2 separate regions of the Homo sapiens genome follow, and region 1 is linked to region 2. A link is a loop called in an ENCODE intact Hi-C map of the cell type or tissue named here. Cell type or tissue: IMR-90. All regions are shown on one strand. Links, peaks and the distances in the headings refer to the core of each region. The heading gives the core; the rest is flanking DNA.

The links. A loop is a pair of places that touch in the nucleus more often than their neighbours do. Peaks named below come from ENCODE experiments on the same cell type or tissue, not always from the same donor. Only the 100,000 strongest peaks of a DNase experiment are listed, where the experiment ranks them.
Region 1: a loop joins it to region 2, with 4 times the contacts of the local background. A loop is called at or near these places in 3 of 110 quality-filtered maps.

The regions. Positions count from the first base shown.
Region 1 is chr9:85,606,037-85,615,787 of GRCh38, forward strand. The region is part of intron 17 of AGTPBP1 (ATP/GTP binding carboxypeptidase 1); the gene reads right to left. Among named protein-coding and RNA genes, the nearest start is that of AGTPBP1, 130 kb to the right of the region's middle. In IMR-90, for the core only: a CTCF peak has its summit at 4,234 (motif pointing left); a DNase peak (open chromatin) is centred at 4,205; H3K4me3 peaks cover 216 bases.
Region 2 is chr9:83,932,763-83,942,513 of GRCh38, forward strand. QNG1 (Q-nucleotide N-glycosylase 1) reads right to left here. Exons shown (of 4, transcript NM_032307.5): 4 at 5,549-6,981. The coding sequence ends at 6,749. Among named protein-coding and RNA genes, the nearest start is that of KIF27, 16 kb to the left of the region's middle. In IMR-90, for the core only: a CTCF peak has its summit at 5,298 (motif pointing right); DNase peaks (open chromatin) are centred at 1,209, 2,029, 2,659 and 5,299; H3K27ac peaks cover 79 bases.

The DNA of each region.
Region 1 (9,751 bases), core at 989-8,988, 1.7 Mb after region 2:
CTTACCTATCAATAACAATGAATGTAACTTGACCAAACTCTCCAATAAAAGGAAACAATCAACAGGGTGAAGAAACAACCTGTCGAATGGGAGAAAATATTTACAATCTATTTATCTGACAAGGGATTAGTATCCAAAATATACAAGGAACTCAAACAACTCAATAGTAAAAAATAATCATAATAATCTCATTAAAAAGTAGGCAAAGGACATAGATATTTCTCAAAAAGAAGATATACAAATGGCCAACAGGCATATGAAAAAATGTTCAACATCACTAATCATCAGGGAAATGCAAATCAAACTACAATGAGATACCATCTTACCCCAGTTAAAATGGCAATTATTAAAAAGAGAAAAAAAAAAAAAGATGTTAGTGAGGATGTGGAGAAAAGAGAACTCTTACATACTGTTGGTGGGAACGTAAATTAGTGTAGTCACTATGGAAAACAGTACAGAAATTTCTCAAAAAACTAAAAATAAAACAACATAAGATCCAGCAATCCCACTACTGGGTATTTATCCGAAGTAAAGGAAATCAGTATACTGAAAGGATACCTACACCCACCCCATGTTTATTGTAGCACTATTCACAATAGCAAAGATATGAATCAACCTCAGCATCCATCAATGGATGAATGAATATAGAAAATGATATATATACACAATGAAATACAATGTGGCCATAAAAAATGAAATCATGTCCTTTGCAGCAACATGGATGGAATTGGAAGTCTTTATGTCAAGTGAAATAAACCAGGCATAGAAAGACAAATATTGCATGTTCTCACTCATATGTGGTAGGTAAAAAAGTTGATCTCATGGAAGTAGAAATTAAAATAATAGATACAAAAGCTGAGAAGGGTGTGTGGGAGGGATAAGGGGGGTGAAGAGAGGTTGGTTAATGAGTGTAAATATATAGTTCAAGAAAAGAAATGTTTTAATGTTCTATAGCAGAGTTGGGTGACTATCAGTAACAATATATTGTATATTTCAAAATGGCTAGATGAGAGGACTTAAAATATTCCTAACATACAGAAATGATAAATCATCAAGGTGATGGATATCCTAAATACCCTGACTTGATTGTGACACATTCTATACATGTAACAAAATATCACATATACCCCATAAATATGTGCAAATATTATGTATCAATTTTTAAAAGTTAACTATATAAAGTAGTGAAAGGTTCAAGTTAAGGTCAAATAGCACTTTAGATTTGTCTCATGTGTTCTAATGTTATAAAAAACAATTATTATTACATTACATTTAAAACAATGTATTCTCATATCACATTTAAAACAATCATATTAAATGCTGGTCACAGTGAAGTTAGCTATATTTGGATATTCTGACTGTAACAAAAACCATTTGGACAAAGTAAGTTGCCCCAGCAAGAATCAATCAAATGAGGTAAACTCAGACTCAATAAACCAGTCTATTCAACCTGATATAGTATGGAAAGCCTATATCTGAGCAAGATTTATTCATTAGTGAAAGGATAAACCTTCATGTATGTAAAACAAGTGTGCTTAAAACTGTAAATTTTTTGCCTCAAATATAGATAATCAAAATATTAAATTGCCAGAGTGCCAATGGCACTAGCCCCTAATAATATCCAAGTAAAGGCCAAAGTTTTATTGAGAACATGGTTAATATTATGTGCAAATACAAAGAAAGATGAGGTGTTTTAGGTCATAATCATTAATGTACTATAAATCACAGATTTGTAAAATGTTGGAGTTGATGTTAACACCCTCATTTAACAGATGAGGAGAACAAGAAAAGTTTAAAGTGGAGCTCTAATAAACCTGAAGGCATCTATCGTAAGCTGCATGTTATTTACACCCAATGACTCTACGTAGAAAAAAATACATGCTTCTAACACGTCTAGTATTACAGCTGCGATTTCAGATTCAGATTCAGGTGGCTGCCATTATCCTCCAGTCTCAGAATTTGATTTTTCATCCCAACCAAAGAAGAAATAAATAAATTCAATAAGTAGCACATATAAAACCACACATGACCCAGGCCTTCAGCATTACTAGAAGACAGAATATAACAAACTTTAAATTGTTTATAAATAGTAAAATGAGCAAAGATATAGAGGATGGAACAACAGAATTGGGGTTGAAATCTTTAAAGTAGATTTTAGAATAAAAAATATTTAATGAGAAAAAGGAGGAATTTTATAATGACAAAGTCACAATTCATAATGAAAATATAATAATACTTAATATCAATGCATCTGATAAGATCAACCTCCTACATAAGGCAGAAACTACAGAAGATATAAGCAGAAATCGACAGGGACATACTATTGATATAGTCTTCAAAACACCACTCTCAGAATAAGATAGAACAATTGAACAAGAAAACAAAATATAGAGAACCAAATGACATAATCAATGTGGCAATTTTTACATCTAAATGTCAAATGTCTCATCCTGATACAGATGAAAAATATATCTTCTTATGTGAAGAAGATATATTCTTTATTATCTTCTTCTCAACAGCACATGATACATTCATAAAAATTGATAATATATATGACAATATATTATCAGCAAATTTTAAGCAAAGATATCTTCTTTGCTTGGAATTTGATGATAATATATTAAGATATAATATAAGATGATATAAGTAATATATCTTCTCAATAGCACAATACATTCACAAAAACTGATAATATATTACATCACAGGGAAAACAACACCAAATTTCACAAAACAGAAATATTACAAACTCTGGTCACAGTGTACTAAAACTAGAAATTACAAACAAAATGAAAAAAACAAACAGGGAGGGAACCCACGCAGGAGGATGGAAGGAAGAATAATTTGGGATATCAGACCCTCAATAGGGTGGAGGAAGGCATCTGTCCAAATAGACAACAGGGAGATTATTACATAAACTGGAATTGATCAAACAAGTTAATATATTACGGACAGTGGGGCCCAAAATTATCTCTGTTGGAGAAGAAAGTTGTAAATATGGAAAGAAAACAAGAATAAAGCCTGTGTTATTTGCTCGAAAGTTAAGGTATAAGTATAATCTCATGGAGTGTATGTGTGTTTGTGTGATTATATACACACATACATAAATATGTACCTACAAATATGGAAACCACTACAAATGTGAATTACTGTGTAAATATTATGTATGTATTAAATATACTCCCTAATTGTTCATTGAGATAGTTTGTAAACAGTAATAACCCAATAGCAATGTGTATACCAAGTGTACAGATCTTTTTTTTTTTTTTTTTGAGATGGAGTTTCGCTCTTGTTGCCCAGGCTGGAGTGCAATGGCATGATCTTGGCTCACTGCAACCTCCACCTCCCAGGTTCAAGCGATTCTCCTGCCTCAGCCTCCCAGGTAGCTGGGATTACATGCAGGTGCCAGGCTCATTTTTGTATTTTTAGTAGAGACGGGGTTTCACCATGTTGACCAGGCTAGTCTCAAACTCCTGACCTGGTGATCCGCCTGCCTTGGCCTCCCAAAGTGCTGGGATTACAGACGTGAGCCACCGCGCCCGGCCAGATCTTGGTTTTTAAACATCATTCACTACTAAAGTAAAATGGCACTCTTTGAAGAAATGGCAGATTTCATTCAGGGGTAGAGAAAAGCAAGATGGGCCTTGTGCCAAAAAGCAAGGGCACCCATAAGGAATGACAGGGATATCTCAAAAGGGCACACACACCAGCATTAATGGTATCCCACTGGCCAAATCCTGGACAATTTGAATATCAAAATAAATAATGATAGCAACAAATTATAACTCATTGAGTCAAATAGGAAACCCAGTCTATACTGATAATACATTAAAAGCTTGAGAAGGAACAAGATATTTAGATAGTCTCAAAGTACCTCAATGTATAACACTAATTACAAAGAGAAGAAGGAAATGTAGGAAAGCCACACACCTAAATAATATTAAACTGTAAAGAGCACCCCAAAAGGCAAAAATGTATGAGGAACATTTGTCAGGGGGACTAATCCATTCTAGGGAGGCAGAGGAGACTTGAATTAACTAACGTGGGCAAAGCGGTGAGAATGCTACAGACTAGACTCCAAAATTGTACTTTATTGCCTGGTTCCAAACATGTTCAATTTATGTAAGAAGGCAGTTGAAAATCCTCAGAAATCTGAGAGAAACAAAGATGGAGAGAAAGTGAAAGAGAAGCTTGGTACTGAAGCTCCAAGTCACTAAAATGCAAGACTGCCATCTGGTGGTAATTTCAGCAAATCCCTTCCAAGTAATGGGGGGGTAAGAGGGGGTGATGGATTGAAACAGACACAGCACTATTTAGTGACACACATTCTCAAATTCAGTATTTCAAAGGCAGTATTCTCTTTACAATTGAAAATACAGTGTGAAACATAAATATTTTTAAACTGCTTAATTTTAAGATCATTCACTTGTGAAAACCACTAAGTATTCAATAGAATCACTTTTAAAAAGCTCAAAGAAAAGGACAACTTGAAAGAGAAGCAACTGCCAGCCTGTTCCTTTTTGGGGACACTGCCAAAGAACAAGACCTCTATTGGGCACATTTTCTAGAATCCAACACTTAAATAGTACCCCAACCGGCACGCCCCAATCAAAAAAAAAATTACAGACAATAAGCTACTCTCCTAACTGATACTACTTCCTCATTTCAATCATGTCTGACAATTAAATAAATACCTCCAGATGAAGAAGTTTCCACTGCACATACTTTCTTTGGTCATCAGCCCCCACCCTTAAAATGAATTATTGCTAGTTATAATTGCTTACAATGTTAAATTCTAGTTTACCAAAATATTGGTCCCTTTCTTTTAATTCTGTTAATGTTAAGACAAACCAAGATTTGCTTTATGTTGTACTGACCTAACAAATCTAAAGATAAGTTTAATAAAATATTACATCTACCTAAACAGCTCCCATAGCTTCTACTAACTTCCTAGTTAAATACTTACAAATACATGGAAATAAGAAGAAAACTCACAATAGACAACTTATCATCAGAATCTGGAAGGAATCTCTATTAAACTTAAGGCAGATGGAGCAAGACTGAAAAATCCAATGCAGAATATGCCTCGTGATCTGTATCTTGTGGTTTAGGGGCTTTTCTTTTTTTTTTTTTTTTTTTGCATTTTACATTTTGGATTCCACAGCTAAAATAAGTGTCACACTAAATAAAAAATAAAGAAAACAATAAAGAAGTACAAAAATAGAAAGCATAAAAACCCAAACACATCAATTGTAAGAATTTTAAACAGGTTAAACTCCTCTATTAAAAGACAAATGATCAAACAACAAAATCCAACCTCTTATTTATGAAAAAAAAAGCAAACATACATCAAGCAAATTCAAACCAATATAAAAACAGAATTCAAGGCAAAAGATGCTGAATGAGATAAATGTGATAATTTTATACTATTAAAGAGATATGCAAAAGGAAAATGGAAAACTTACAAAATTCTGTGTGCCAAGTAACATTGTATTAAAATAGAAAAAAAAAGTTTTTAAATGAAGGCTTGACAGAAACACAACATAATTGAAAGACTATTAAGTATTTTTAAGTCTTAGGTAGATAGAGAAGACAAAAAATAAACAAGGATATAGAAAGTTGAATAGATGTATAATATTAAATATGAAACAATATATTTTTGGGGGACAGAGTCTCACTATGTCACCCAGGCTGGAGTGCAATAGCACAGTCTCAGCTCACTGCAACCTCCACCTCCCGAGTTCAAGCTATTCCCCTGCCTCAGCCTCCTGAGCAGCTGGGATTACAGGTGTGTGCCACCAAGCCTGGTTAATTTTTTGTATTTTTAGTAGAGATGGGGTTTCACCATGTTGGTCAGGCTGGTCTCGAACTCCTGACCTTGTGATCTACCCACCTCAGCCTCCCAAAGTGCTGGGATTACAGGCATAAGCCACCATGCCCAGCCAAATATGAAATAATAAGAAATCTCTCTCTATATATATTGGTCTCTACCCCCCAGTTCCTGGCTCAGAGCTCCTAAAACCCTTGTCATTTCCCAAGCAATGGAGGTGCCAGAAACATCTTTTGTTCTAATATTTGGTCTTTGACCCCACTCCCTGACAAAGAGCTTCTAAATCTCTTAGAACTTCCTGGTGATAGAAACAACTTCTATTCTAATGAGGCAGCTCTTGGTGTACTCTTTGATGGGGATTGGTCACCAAAAAGACCAAGTCATGATAAGAAGCTTGGAACTTTCAGCCCCAAACTCCATCCTCAAGGGAAAGGAAAGGAGATGTAAACTGAGTTAATAATCATATCGATGTGATGAAGCCTCCATAAAAATCTCCAAAACACGGGATTCAGAGAGCTTCCAAGTGATGAATGCATCCACATGCCAGAAGGGTGGGGCACTCCAACTCCATGGGGAAAAAAGCTCCTGTACCCAGGACCCTTCTGGACCTACCTGTTCATCGGGCTGTTCATCTGAATCCTTAAATCTATCCTTTATAATGAACTGTGAATCGTAATTCAGTGTTTCCCTGAGTCCTGTGAGCTGCCATAGCAAATTATCAAAGTGAGGAGGGTTATGGGACCCCCTGTTTGTAACCAAGTCAGAGAGAAGTATGGTAACCTGGGGACCCACTACTTTTGACTGGCATCTGTAGTGAGGGGCAGTCGTGGGAGACTGAGTCCTTAATCCTTGAGGTCTGCACTAACTCCAGGTAGTTTGTATCATAACTGAATTGTAGGAAGGACACCCAGTTGGTGTCTGGAGAGTAGAAGAACTGGAATGTGTGGAGAAAATAATCCCCACACATTTGGGCACAGAAGTGTGGGAAGTGGTGTGAGTAGTAGGAAGAAAAACAGGTTTTTTTTTTTTCTCCTCACTAAACAATGTATGTTACATTATGTTGCCTAAAAAGAATGAATATTATTTTCCAAGTGCCCATGAGCACAAAACTGACCAGATATTAAGCCACAAAAAATTACTGCAAATCATAAATTCCACATCAGTGAACAAAATGGATTAAAATTTGAAAGAATGAGAAAAGTCTTCACAAAAATAATACAACCAACTAAAATGTAAACTCTTGCCTAAATAATTCTAATCTAAAGGATACCACATTACATACAAGTAATATAAAAAATAACAAGGAGATCTTAATATTAAAATTTGAAAGGGAAATACAGAAGTTGTAATCAAGAGAAAATTTGAAACTTAAATACTTTGATCAACAGACAAAAATAAATTTAGGTAAACATACCAGAAGTTAGAAAAAGAAAAAAAAATCAGCCTGCAGAGAGGTAAAGAGAGAAATTAATAAGTATAAAAAATTCCAATAGAAATAATGAATAAACCAGCTTTTTAAAATTATAAAACAACAAAATAAGTTTTAAGTACCAAAAAATTGGAAAAAACTAATCCAGAGAATAAGCAAATATACATATTGCAGATAGCACACAAATTTCTGCTACTGAATTTTTAAAATCTAAATGTCACTGACATAAAAATATATAATACAAATTATCAAGACTCCCTCAACAAAAAATAAAAAACTAGTCTAGACTGAGTTATAGAAAACTCTGAAAAAGTCCAAAAGCACCCCCTCTCACCCAATTAAAGGGTACAGAATCAGACAGTTTTAGAGGCACATTTTTTGCAAATTTCATTAAAACATATGTTATTTAAACTGCTCCAGAACATAGGGTGCAAAAATAAAAGCCTTTACATTTAAGTGTTCAAAGTAAGATCAGCCTCCTTCCAAAACTAGACAAAGATAGTTCTCGAAAAAGAAACTGACTTGTCTAACTTATGATGTAAAACCTTTAAACAAAATTTTAACAAATCAAAAATAGCTGTATCATAAAAGATCAATTCACACAGCCAAGCTGACCTATTCCTAAAATCCAAGGGTGGCTTAATAACATGAATATTATTAACATAATATAACACATCCAAAGGTTATAGACTATATGGTCACATTACATTCATTGATAAATGCAAAAAAATTCTTAAATCTGATTTTTTAAAAAAAGAAATTCTTTATTTTTATTTTTAGAAATAGAAAAATATGTATCTCAAAACAAGGATATGCTTAATGTAAACACTAGCAACATTCCCATTGAAGTTAAAATAAAATACAAGGATGCCCAGTGTACCCCTTTAATTTAAACATTGTTAAAATTCTATTCAAAAACAATGAAAGACACACAATATAGCTATGAATCACAGAAATTCTAGGTATCAAGAAAATCCAAAGTACCAACTCAGAAACTGTAACAACTAATAAAAAGTTCAGCAAGAAGGTTGATTTTCAAGTAAATATATAAAAATCAGTAGCTTTCTTAATAGAAGTAATGTTTGAAAATAGGAGTACTCTTTCACAACAGAAACAAAGGTAAACAGAAATATAAAACAATAAGAAAACTAAAAAACATAGGTGAAGGCATAAAAAAACTTGAATCAACAAAACAAAACATCACGTGCCTTAGTAGTAAGACTGGATATAAAATATTATGCCTCTCCCAAACTATTCCACAAATTTAATCCAATGGAAATTTTTGGTATTTGATAAAATTATTGTGAATCATATTCAGAATAAACTATTCAGAAAAAATAGGTAGAAAAGTCTGTATATCGTATTTGAAAATAACTACAGGATGTTAGACTATATTTTAAAGTCAAAATAAATTAGAAACACAGTGGTACTAGATCAACAAGAAACCCCCAAACATAATTAGTGTGTATGTAGGACCATAGATTATGAGAACTGCAGTGTTTCAAACCAATGGGGACATGTGTCTAAGAGGTCAAAATAATTGAATTCAAATTCAAAAAGTGAGGAATTATAAGCAAGTTATGGTGGCATTTTATCAATCAGGTTCTAATCTGTTTTTACTAACCTGACCATTGTCTGTAACAGCCAAAACAGAGCAACAATGTTTAACGGCTTCTGAACGGTATTTCGTACCTTTCGTTCATTCGTGGCTCAGGTATGCAGTTGTAAATGTGAAATGTCTAACAATTCAATAAATTCATCAACGACACTTTAAAACTCTTTGGAGAACGAATGAATTTAGTTGTAGCTACTTAACCACTAAGAATAGGATTAAGTTAAATCCCAATTCACAGAAAATACCAAAATAAATCCGGATGGATGCTGTTAAATATAAACACCAAAAACATACTATCAAATGCACTTCAAAAAGGCTGAACTAATTTAATACTTCACCAGCACTGTAGTACCCATTTTCCCTAGTCTTCAGCAACATATGTTCATTCTCTTTGAGAAATCCAACTTCTAGGAATTCATGGCAATAATCAGAAACATATATGTAAACAAATAATTAAGGGTATCTACTGCAAGACAGCTTATAATTTTGAAATGTGGAGAAAGACTTAAATCTTCAATCTGTTATCATTCATTTATTGTACCTTACTCAATAGAATATTACACAGACATTACTAATGATGCTGCTGAATAATATTTAATGGGCATGGGGAAAGTTTTTTTACAAATTATTGTACAGTTTTAAAAAAATGTAGTGTTACACATGAGCTTTCATACTATAATCCCAAATCTGTAAAAGAGTAAAACTTAATTTTAAAATTATGTATGTGAATGTGAATAAGTTTAAGAACAGATAACAAAATGTTAAACAATGGTTTTTTTTGGATGCTCCCTTTCTAAAGTTTTTCCTTTAAACTGTTTTTAATTTACTTACTTTCTCACATTAAATATCTACTGTTTTATCATCAGAAAAACATGCAC
Region 2 (9,751 bases), core at 1,045-9,044:
GGTATTGTTCTATAAAGAAGAGCTTTTCCTCTATCAGATTATCCTGAAATGCAGTTAGTACAGGAATAACAGAATAAATGCTTTTTTCCTTTTTATTTACCAATTTTCAGAATTACAAATTGGTCCCTACCAACCTTCAAAATCAAACAATACGGTTTCTTTTTTTGGAGCACGTGTGTGGTAGAAGGAGGGTAACTATGAACTCATAGTTTTTTTTATATTTTTTTACTTGCTTTCAAAATACTATTTTTGGTTCTCAAAGTATTTCTAGGCTTCTCTCTAAATACCATTGTGACCTATTTGTTTCTTCTCACTTTGACTCAGGCTTCGTCAAAGTTATTGAGCCTTGGCTGGGCACAATGGCTCATGCTTTGGGAGGCTGAGGCAGGAGGATTACTTGAGGTCAGGAGTTCGAGACCAGCCTGGGCAACCTAGTGAGACTCTATCTCTACAAAAAATAAAAATTAGCCAGGCATGGTGGTGCACGCCTGTAATCCCAGCTACTTGGGAGATTGAGGTGGGGGAATTGCTTGAGCCCAGGAGGTTGAGGCTGCAGTGAGCAGTGATCAAACCACTGCACTCCAGCTTAGGTGACAGAGTGAGACGCTGCCTCTAAAAAACAAAGCAACACTTTTTTTTTTTTTGAGATGGAGTCTCGCTTTGTCACCCAGTCTGGAGTGCAGTGGCGCAATCTCGGCTCACTGCAAGCTCTGCCTCCCAGGTTCACGCCATTCTCCTGCCTCAACCTCACAAGTAGCTGGGACTACAGGTGCCCGCCACCACGCCCAGCTAATTTTTTGTATTTTTAGTAGAGACAGGTTTCACCGTGTTAGCCAGGATGGTCTTGATCTCCTGACCTTGTGATCCTCCTGCCTCGGCCTCCCAAAGTGCTGGGATTACAGGCGTGAGCCACCACGCCCGGCCAAAGCAACATGTTTATGTTTTTTTAAAAAAGGAACAAAGCTGTTGAGCCTTAATAATTGCATTCTACTCCTGCAACCAAATACAGGTTAGTATTCTATATCAACTGACTCTTAGTCTATCTTGAGAGTGGCAAAATGGGAATGGCGAAGAAAGGGAGAGAATTCCTAGGTTTGTCCTGTCTCCAGACAGGAAGTTGGATTAGTGCTTTCTTTTCCTTTTCCTTTTTTTTTTTTCTTTTGAGACATAGTCTGGCTCTATTGCGCAGGCTGGAGTGCTGGAGTGCAATGATGCAATCTCAGCTTGCTGCAACCTCTGTCTCCCAGGTTCAAGTGATTCTCCTGATCTCAGCCAAGATCGTACCATTGCACTCCAGCTTGGGCAACAAGAGTGACATTCCATCTCAAAAAAAAAAGAAAGAAAAGAAAAGAAATATGAGGTATGGTCTTTGTGCATTTTAATCCCTAGACTGTAACTAGTTACATGATCATGGCTAAAGCCAGCTCTATCCCTGGGCTTATTTTGTTGATCACTACAATTGCTTTTTCACTATGCTAGTTTTAGTTTGATTTATTTCATTTAAAACTAAAACATCCTTAACCCAAAGGGATAAAAGAAAGGAAAAGATACACAGTGTATGGAAAAAAGAGAAATTTAGATGAATGGCACAATAATATATTTCTCCAAACTTCCAATTGTTTAATCAATAAATTGTATACCTGCAAGGAATTTTACAAATTACAGGCATGCATCACATAACAATGATTTGGTCACCCATGAACTGCATACACCATAGTATATGGTATCCCATGAGATTATCCCATCCCAGTGGGACAAGACCAGACACAGACCCTTCAATTCCTCATTCTTTTTTACAATTTTTTTTTTTTTTTCCGTAGAGACGGGGTCTTGCTATGTTGCCTAGGCTGGTCTTGAACACCTGGGCTCAAGTAATCCTCCTGTGTGGGCCTCTCAAAGTGGTGGGATTACAGATGTGCATCACCATGCTCAGCCCAATTCCTCATTCTTTGTCTCTCTATTAGAACTCTTTGTCCACCTAAAACCAGCATGACACAGAGATAAATATTTCCTGTTTGGCAACTGACTGAGACTTCTGATTGCAAAACAATCCCACATGTAAGTCCTCCACCTGTAACTTGTATACTCCTCTCTATAAAAGTCTAAGGCAAAACCACCCTGCCAAGAGACTCTGATCTTTGGATTTGGAGTGCTTTTCCTATTGTAATAGCCTGAATAGATCAATTCCCTTACTTGTTTAGGTTTTGTATTTGACTATAGCACCCACCAAAAAGCTGGAAATTTTAAACTAAAGCAAAAAACAGCACACCTCGAGAAAGACGGGTCACAGAGTTGCAAGGAAAAGGAAGGTCTAGTTGCCTCAAAGCTGATCCCCTAGGTCATATACAGTCATTAAATCCGCATCTGGGGCAGACTGGGGTGCCAGCCTGACTAAGCCATTATCCATTCAGCTTCAGGGGAGGGGACACTGTGAGGAAGCTCAATACATGATTTCTGAATTGAATGAAACAAAATCTATTAATTTGCCTTGGTGCTAATTAGGGAGAAGTTTAAGGTTGATAAAGGAAAAAAAGCAGCCCCTGATAAAAAGCTGGCCTGGCACCCACAGCTATACCAGTTAGTCTTCTGTTGGACATAATCACTTTCCTAGCCTTCTTGGCAGTTAGTTGTGGTCACGTGACTAAATCCTAGTAAGATGAAACCAAAGTGGAATGTGGTGGCTACCAAAGCCTTTCTTGTCAACCCTTTGTTTTTTTCTTTCTTTCTTTCTTTTTTTTTTTTTTTAGAGACTGGATCAGAAAGGTTACTCAGAGACCATGATAAAGTAAGACTAAATAAGGCCACTTCAGAATTTTGCCTAACCACAGAAAAATACAAGGGCATCGTGCCGTACAAAGTACCCAAACATCCTATCTCCACTAAAATGAGTGACTGCTGACTTCTTTACCAATGACAGCTTTATCCTTACTCTTGTCTGCCCTCCCTATAGAAAAAATTTGAGGCAGTCAATGGTAGAGCAGCCAATAGTATAACTGATCCTGCTTTCTGAGAGTATCCAATCTCAACAGAACAGTTTCCTTAGACCCTGCCCCAAATAATCCTCCTACTGAGTCACCCCATGCTACAAGTAATAAATCTAACCTGTTTACTTTGGTTGGAAAGCATTGACAAGGTGCCTTGGCTAAACAACTTGAGTTCATAGAGTGAGGCAAATCATTAGGAGGCCTCTGAAGAAAAATAATTGAAATTTGTTTACAAAACAAAATATTTTATAACTGATGGCAAATCAAAGGCTACTAAAGGAAACTGAGTCACCAAAGAATTAGAAAAGACTTCTCTGAATGGAGGACTGTGCCAGGGAGTTTCAGGAGGCTGTGCACATTTTCATTACCTTTAAAAGGGTGTGCAGAATGAATCAACACAACTGAAAACACTTTCAGAACTTAATTCTACATTCCATTCTCTTCTGGAACGTCAGGAGCTAGCCCCATGTTAATTATGTTCCCCCAGACTACCCTGAAATCCAAGAGGGATGTTATCTCCACACAAATCCCCAAAAACCAAAAATGTTAGAACTAGAACACTACCATTTTGCAATCCCTAATGAAATAATAGATCTGAAAAATAATCATCCATGGCTGTTAAAGCCATTAGGCAAAATGTTATTTTAATGCTCTTAGTCTGTATCAGGTAAGAAAACTATAAAATCCACTTAATGGGTGGCAAAAACTTCTTGCTGTTTCCCAGTATCCACCCATACTTTTTTTTTTTCTCGAGACTGGGTCTCACTCTGTTGCCCAGGTTGAAGTGCAGTGGTGATCATTGCTCACTGCAGCCTCGACCTCCTGGGCTCAAGCGATCATCCCGCCTTTGGCTTCCCAAAGTGCTGGGATTATAGGAATGAGCCATTGTGCCCAGGCCCATCCATACTCTCTACACAGTTTAGCTGGTATCCAATGCCCATAATACATGCCACTTTCCTAGCCTTCTTGGCAGTTAGTTGTGGTCACGTGACTAAATTCTAGTAAGATGAAACCAAAATGGAATGTGGTGGCTACTAGAGCCTTTCTTGTCAACTCTTTTTGTTTCTTCCTTATTTTTTTTTAAGAGACTGGATCTCGCTACATTGCCCAGGCTGGACATGAACTCCTACGTTCAAGGGATCCTCCTACCTCAGTTCCTCCCCACCACACAGTGGCTGGGACCATAGGAGCGAGCCACTGCACCTGGCTTCAACCCTTTCTTTCTACTCTTCTTTATTGCTTCAATCCTGCTGGCTAGATTAGAATGCAGGCATCCAGGATTGATTCCAGGTTATGCTCAGTGGCAGAAGAGAAAAGGCAGCTGGGTCTGGGAAACCATGGCTCACAGCTGTAAACGCGGTGCTTTGGAAGGCCAGTGGCAGGAGGACTGCTTGAGCCTAGGAGTTCGAGACCAACCTGAGCAACATAGTGAGACCCCATCTCTACAAAAAATTTAAATTAGCCAGATATAGTGGCATGCGCCTGTGGTCCCAGCACTTTGGGAGGATTGCTTGAGCCCAGGAGTTCAAGGTTACAATGAGCTATGATCTCACGACTGTGCTCCAGCCTGGGTGACAGTGAGACCATCTCTAAAAAAATAAAAAATAAAAAATAAAAAAAAAGAGAGTGGAGAAGGAGAAGAAAAAGAGGGGGGAGGGGAAAGAAGGGAAGAAGAAGGAGGAGGGCAGAGAAGCAAAGGGGAGGAGAAGAGGGAAAGGGGGAAGGGAAGACAGGAAGTGCCAGAAGGGTGGCAGGAGCAGAGGCCCAGAGATTACACTGGAAACTGTTATGATGCTTTCTGGTACAAGTTACAGAAAACTAATTCAAGATGCTGGAAATAATAAGGTAATGTGTTTATTATCTCAAGTATGAAGTCCATGGATAGGATGGGCTCAGGCATGGAAAGTATAGCTGGGCTCTAGCTCCACAAAATGGCTACCTGCATGATAGCAGGTATCATGCTAAAAGCATTGCTCAGAGGAAGAAAAGGGAACTTTGTCCTATATCTCTTTCTTAAAAGTGAAGAATCCTTTTCTAGAAGCTTCCCAGCAGACTTGTCATCCAGTGTCACTGTCCAGAACTAGATTATATACCCATTATCAAAGCAATCACAGGCAAGGAGAGTAAAGTGACCAGGAATAGTAAACCATTCATACAAGATCTACCTCCAGAACTGGGGATGGGATCACCATCCCCTGAGTCATACAGGACAGGGATAGACACAGGACCACTCCTATGGTTGTGCAAGTTGTGTAGTGCACAACTCCAGGAGGCCTCACTCACAGTCATTTGTAAGGTTATTATGACAAATTTCCAGCAGATGGCAGTAAAGTGCTTGGGAAAAGGGCATCTTTTTCTGACTTTTCTGAAGTCACAGCAAGCAGACAAGGTAGATACCTAACAAAATCAAGATTCTGTTAGAAGGAATGTGGCGGGGGTGGTGGGAAATGAGTACTTGACAGGTAATGAGAGTTCTGCAGCAGAAGGTAAATAATCTAACTTACAGTAAACCTTTTAAAATTATATATAGTAAATTCTATTTTAATGAAATAATCCATTCCAGGTTTAAGAAAAATTTTGAATATTTTTATTGAATTCCAATATAGTTACTCTGAAAAAACAAATTAGACAGATATCCTAAATTGAAAATCATGATGTACAAAACCCACTGTCATTACCAATAAAAAGTTTAAAATAAAGTGTCAAGATTGATTTTTACAAGAACAGCATTCATATATCAAAAACCTCTCTCTTTTTTATACCAAATGATTAAGGTATACTGAAAATTACACACCTCAAGAAAATATATCAGTAGATGAAATATTATCACTGAAGATTAGTCACATAAGGCATGATTAGTTTTGGGAAATTTAAATAAAATATTAAAGTTCCTTCACGATTTCCGTCAACTACATGTCCACAGGGGGGAAAAAAAAAAAACATAAGTCAAAACTAAACAGGCAGACAAATGATAAAGTTGGGAATACATAGCGATGTCAGGAATTTTTTTTTTTTGAGACAAGGTCTCCATCTGTTGCCCAGGATAGAATGCAGTGGCGTGACTGTGGCTCACTGCAGCCTCAAACCCCTGGGCTCAAGCAATCCACCCTCCTCAGCCTCAGCCTACCGCGTATTTGGGATTACAGAGCGTGCCACCATGCTAGGCTAATTTTTAAATTTTTGTAGAGATGGGGGTCTCCCTATGTTGCCTAGGCTGGTCTTGAACTCCTCGCCTCAAGCAATCCTCCTGCCTTGGCCTCCCAAAGTGCTAAGATTATACATATGAGCCACCACATCTGGCCTAGGAAGTTTTGTTGTTGTTGTTGTTGTTGTTGTTGTTTTTTGAGACAAAGTTTCACTCTTGTTGCTGAGGCTGGAGTGCAATGGCCTAATCTCGCCTCACTGCAACCTCCACCTTCTGAGTTCAAGCGATTCTCTTGCCTCAGCCTCCCAAGTAACTGGGATTACAGGCACGTGCCACCACGCCCAGCTAATTTTGTATTTTTAGTAGAGATGGGGTTTCACCATGTTGGCCAGGTGGTCTCAAACTCCTGACCTCAGATGATCCACCCGCCTCAGCCTCCCACAGTGCTGGGATTACAGGCATAAACCACTGTGCCCGGCCTAGGAAGTATTTTTCAAGTGAGAATGGGCAATCAATTTCCTATAACCTCGATCATGTTCTCTAAATATCAAAGCAAAACTGTACAGATGATATGATATAAAACGCAGGGGGTTTTCTTTGGATCAGTTTACACTTGAGGTCAATAATATATGCAACGTATGCGATGAAACGGAATTCCTTTCATATCTTCCCTATGGTCATGGGCATAGTCCCATAAGTAATAATCCAGAAGAATGGAATTGATCTCTCCATTAGGTTTTTCACCCTTTTGTTCAATAAGCTCCAGAAGACAATCCCGGATCAGCTCAACACACCAAAGCGAGCACCCTCTGATTTCCACCTCTTGCCTGTCTCCATATGAGAGCATTTCTCCTGCAAGGGGGAAAAGCAGTAAGAAAAATTAATAGTCAATGATACATAATCTACTTGAACTTTCCTGTAGAACAAAACAGAGTATTTAAATGGTACTCATTTTAAAACTGTAAATCTCAGACGTTATTTTTGGTAATTTAAATCATTTCAAAACTTTCGCACTGATTTTAAATTACAAGTTAAATTCCACAAAGACAGGGGCCATATCTGGCTTGTCTCAATATTCCCAGGAGCTAGCATAGCACCTTGCACATACTAGCTCCCCAATAAATATTTGATAAATGAGTAAGTGGTAACCATAAATTTAAAACTATGACTGCTAGTTATTAAAAAGATGGAATTTAAAATTGGGTTTGATACCAGAAATAAAATTATTGTAGGCTGGGTGCAGTGCCTCACCTCTGTAATGCTAGCAATTTGGGAGGCTGAGGTAGGAGGATTACTTGAGCTCAGGAGTTCAAGACCAGCCTGGGCAACATGACAAAACCCTGTCTCTACAAAACATACAAAAATTAGCCAGGCATGGTGGTATGTGCCTGTAGTCCCAACTACTCAGGAGTAGTAGTCCCAGCATGGTAGTATTGCCTGTAGTCCCAGCTACTCGGGAGGTTGAGGTGGGAGGGTCGCTTGAGTCCAGAAGACAGAGGTTGCAGTGAGCCGAGATCACGCCATTGCACTCCAGTCTAGGCAACAGAACCAACCGTATCTCCAAAATAAATAAATATTTATTTTGGGAATATCTGATCCTGCAAGGTAGGCACTGGCTGTGTCTTACCACTGAGACTAGAGTAGGACTCATGGACCCATGTCTATATGCAGCAGCCAGATGCAAACTGTAGTGAGCGAGGTAGTGTACATAGTACTATGCAAAGGTACTGTGTGTTTCCATATTTTTCTTATGAGAGAAGTCAGGAAGTTTGATTTTTATGTGAAATCTCCTAATTTTCAAGTGTTGGAAACTAATTAAAAATTGCTAGGCCATTTTTCAGGCCAAACCTAACACAACTGCAAGCTGTATTTGGCCTCTGGCCACCAAACTGCACCCATGCACAAAGTCTCACAGTACCCAGGATATCTTGTGACCTTAAGTAGTGTTACTTATGCCCCCTCCATCCAACTCTCCCATGGGCTTAGGCACTGGTCAGTGGAACAGGTGGGGAAACAGTGATTAACCAGGTTCCTCCATTTCCTTACTTTGCCCCAGGTGCTAGCATAGAAGCCCATACCTTCCTCTTCAGTTTTGCTGTTAATCATTTCCTCCAAATTTGACTATCAACTTGCTAAAACTGCCAAATCAGCCAACAGAGTGGCCACGGAGGCAGACGCTCCCACCCGAGTAGAGCTATCAGGTAAGACACTGCTCCACTTGGCGGCTGGACTGTAACCTTGAGGCAGAGGTACAAAGTTAAGCAGCACTCAGGTTCCTGACCCAGGATCATAAATGTCTGTTGTTTTAACCACTAAATTTTAGCGTAATTTGTTACACAGCAATAGATAATAGTAGTGGGTTGAACTGTGGCTCATAAAAAGATACATTCAAGTCATAACACCTGGTACCTGTGACTTTGACTTTGTTTGGAAATAGGGACTTTGCAGATGTAATCAGGTGAAGAGGTCATACTGGATTAGGATCAACCTTAAATCCAATGAAGGAAAGGTGAGACCCCTTCTCTACAAAAAATGGAAAAAGTAGCCAGGCATGGTGGTATGCACCTCTAGTAGCCCCAGCTACTCAGGAGGCTGGGGCTGAGAAGGGAGGATCGCTTGAGCCCAGGAGTTTGAAGCTGCAGTGAGTTATGATCATGCCACTGCACTCCAGCCTTGGTGACAGAGTAAGACCCTGTTTCTAAACAAAAAAGAAAGCAAGCAAGAAAAGAAGAGGATACAGGTCGGGTGCAGTGGCTCATGCCTGTAATCTCAGCACTTTGGGAGGCCAAGGCGGGTGGATCACCTGAGGTTAGGAATTCGAGAGCAGCCTGGCCAACATGGTAAAACCTTGTCTCTACCAAAAATACAAAAATTAGCCAGGCATGGTGGTGGGCACCTGTAATCCCAGCTATCCAGGAGGCTGAGGCAGGAGAATCACTTGAACCCGGGAGAAGGAGGTTGCAGTGAGCTGAGATGGCGCCATTGCACTGGGCGACAAGAACAAAACTCCGTCTCAAAAAAAAAAAAGAAGAAAAGAGGATACAAAGAGACAGGAGACACAAGGATAAGAAGGCCATGATTGGTGTGATGCAGCTACAAACCAAGGAATGTCAAGGACTGCTGGAGCCACAAGGTACTGGAAAGAGGCAAGGTAGAATTATTCCCAAGAGCCTTTAGAGGAAGGATGGTCCTGCCAACATCTTGATTTCAGACTTCCAGTCTCCAGAACTGTGACACAATACATTTCTGTTCCTTGAAGCCATCTAGTTTGTGGTAATTTGTTATGTCAGCCCTAGGAAACTAATGTAATAACTAATGCAGCAACTTACAGTATGGGATAGAACATGGACTTCAGACAGAAAAAGACATTTAAGTGGACTGACATAGATTAGAGTCAGGGAAGGTAATATGGCCCAGGTATTTGGTCTAAAAACTGGCCCTGGAATCACAGTGAAAAGCTAACTTTAGTTAAATTGCATTGTTAGTCTTTATAATTGGCCAAGTACTACGTCTTTGGTGAAGAGATGGGTTAAAGACAGTGGACAGAAATCTAAGTGGCACTTCCAAGGGTTGTCCCTGAGATACCCAGATGAGGGGAGAAGGGAAAGAATATAAATGTAGC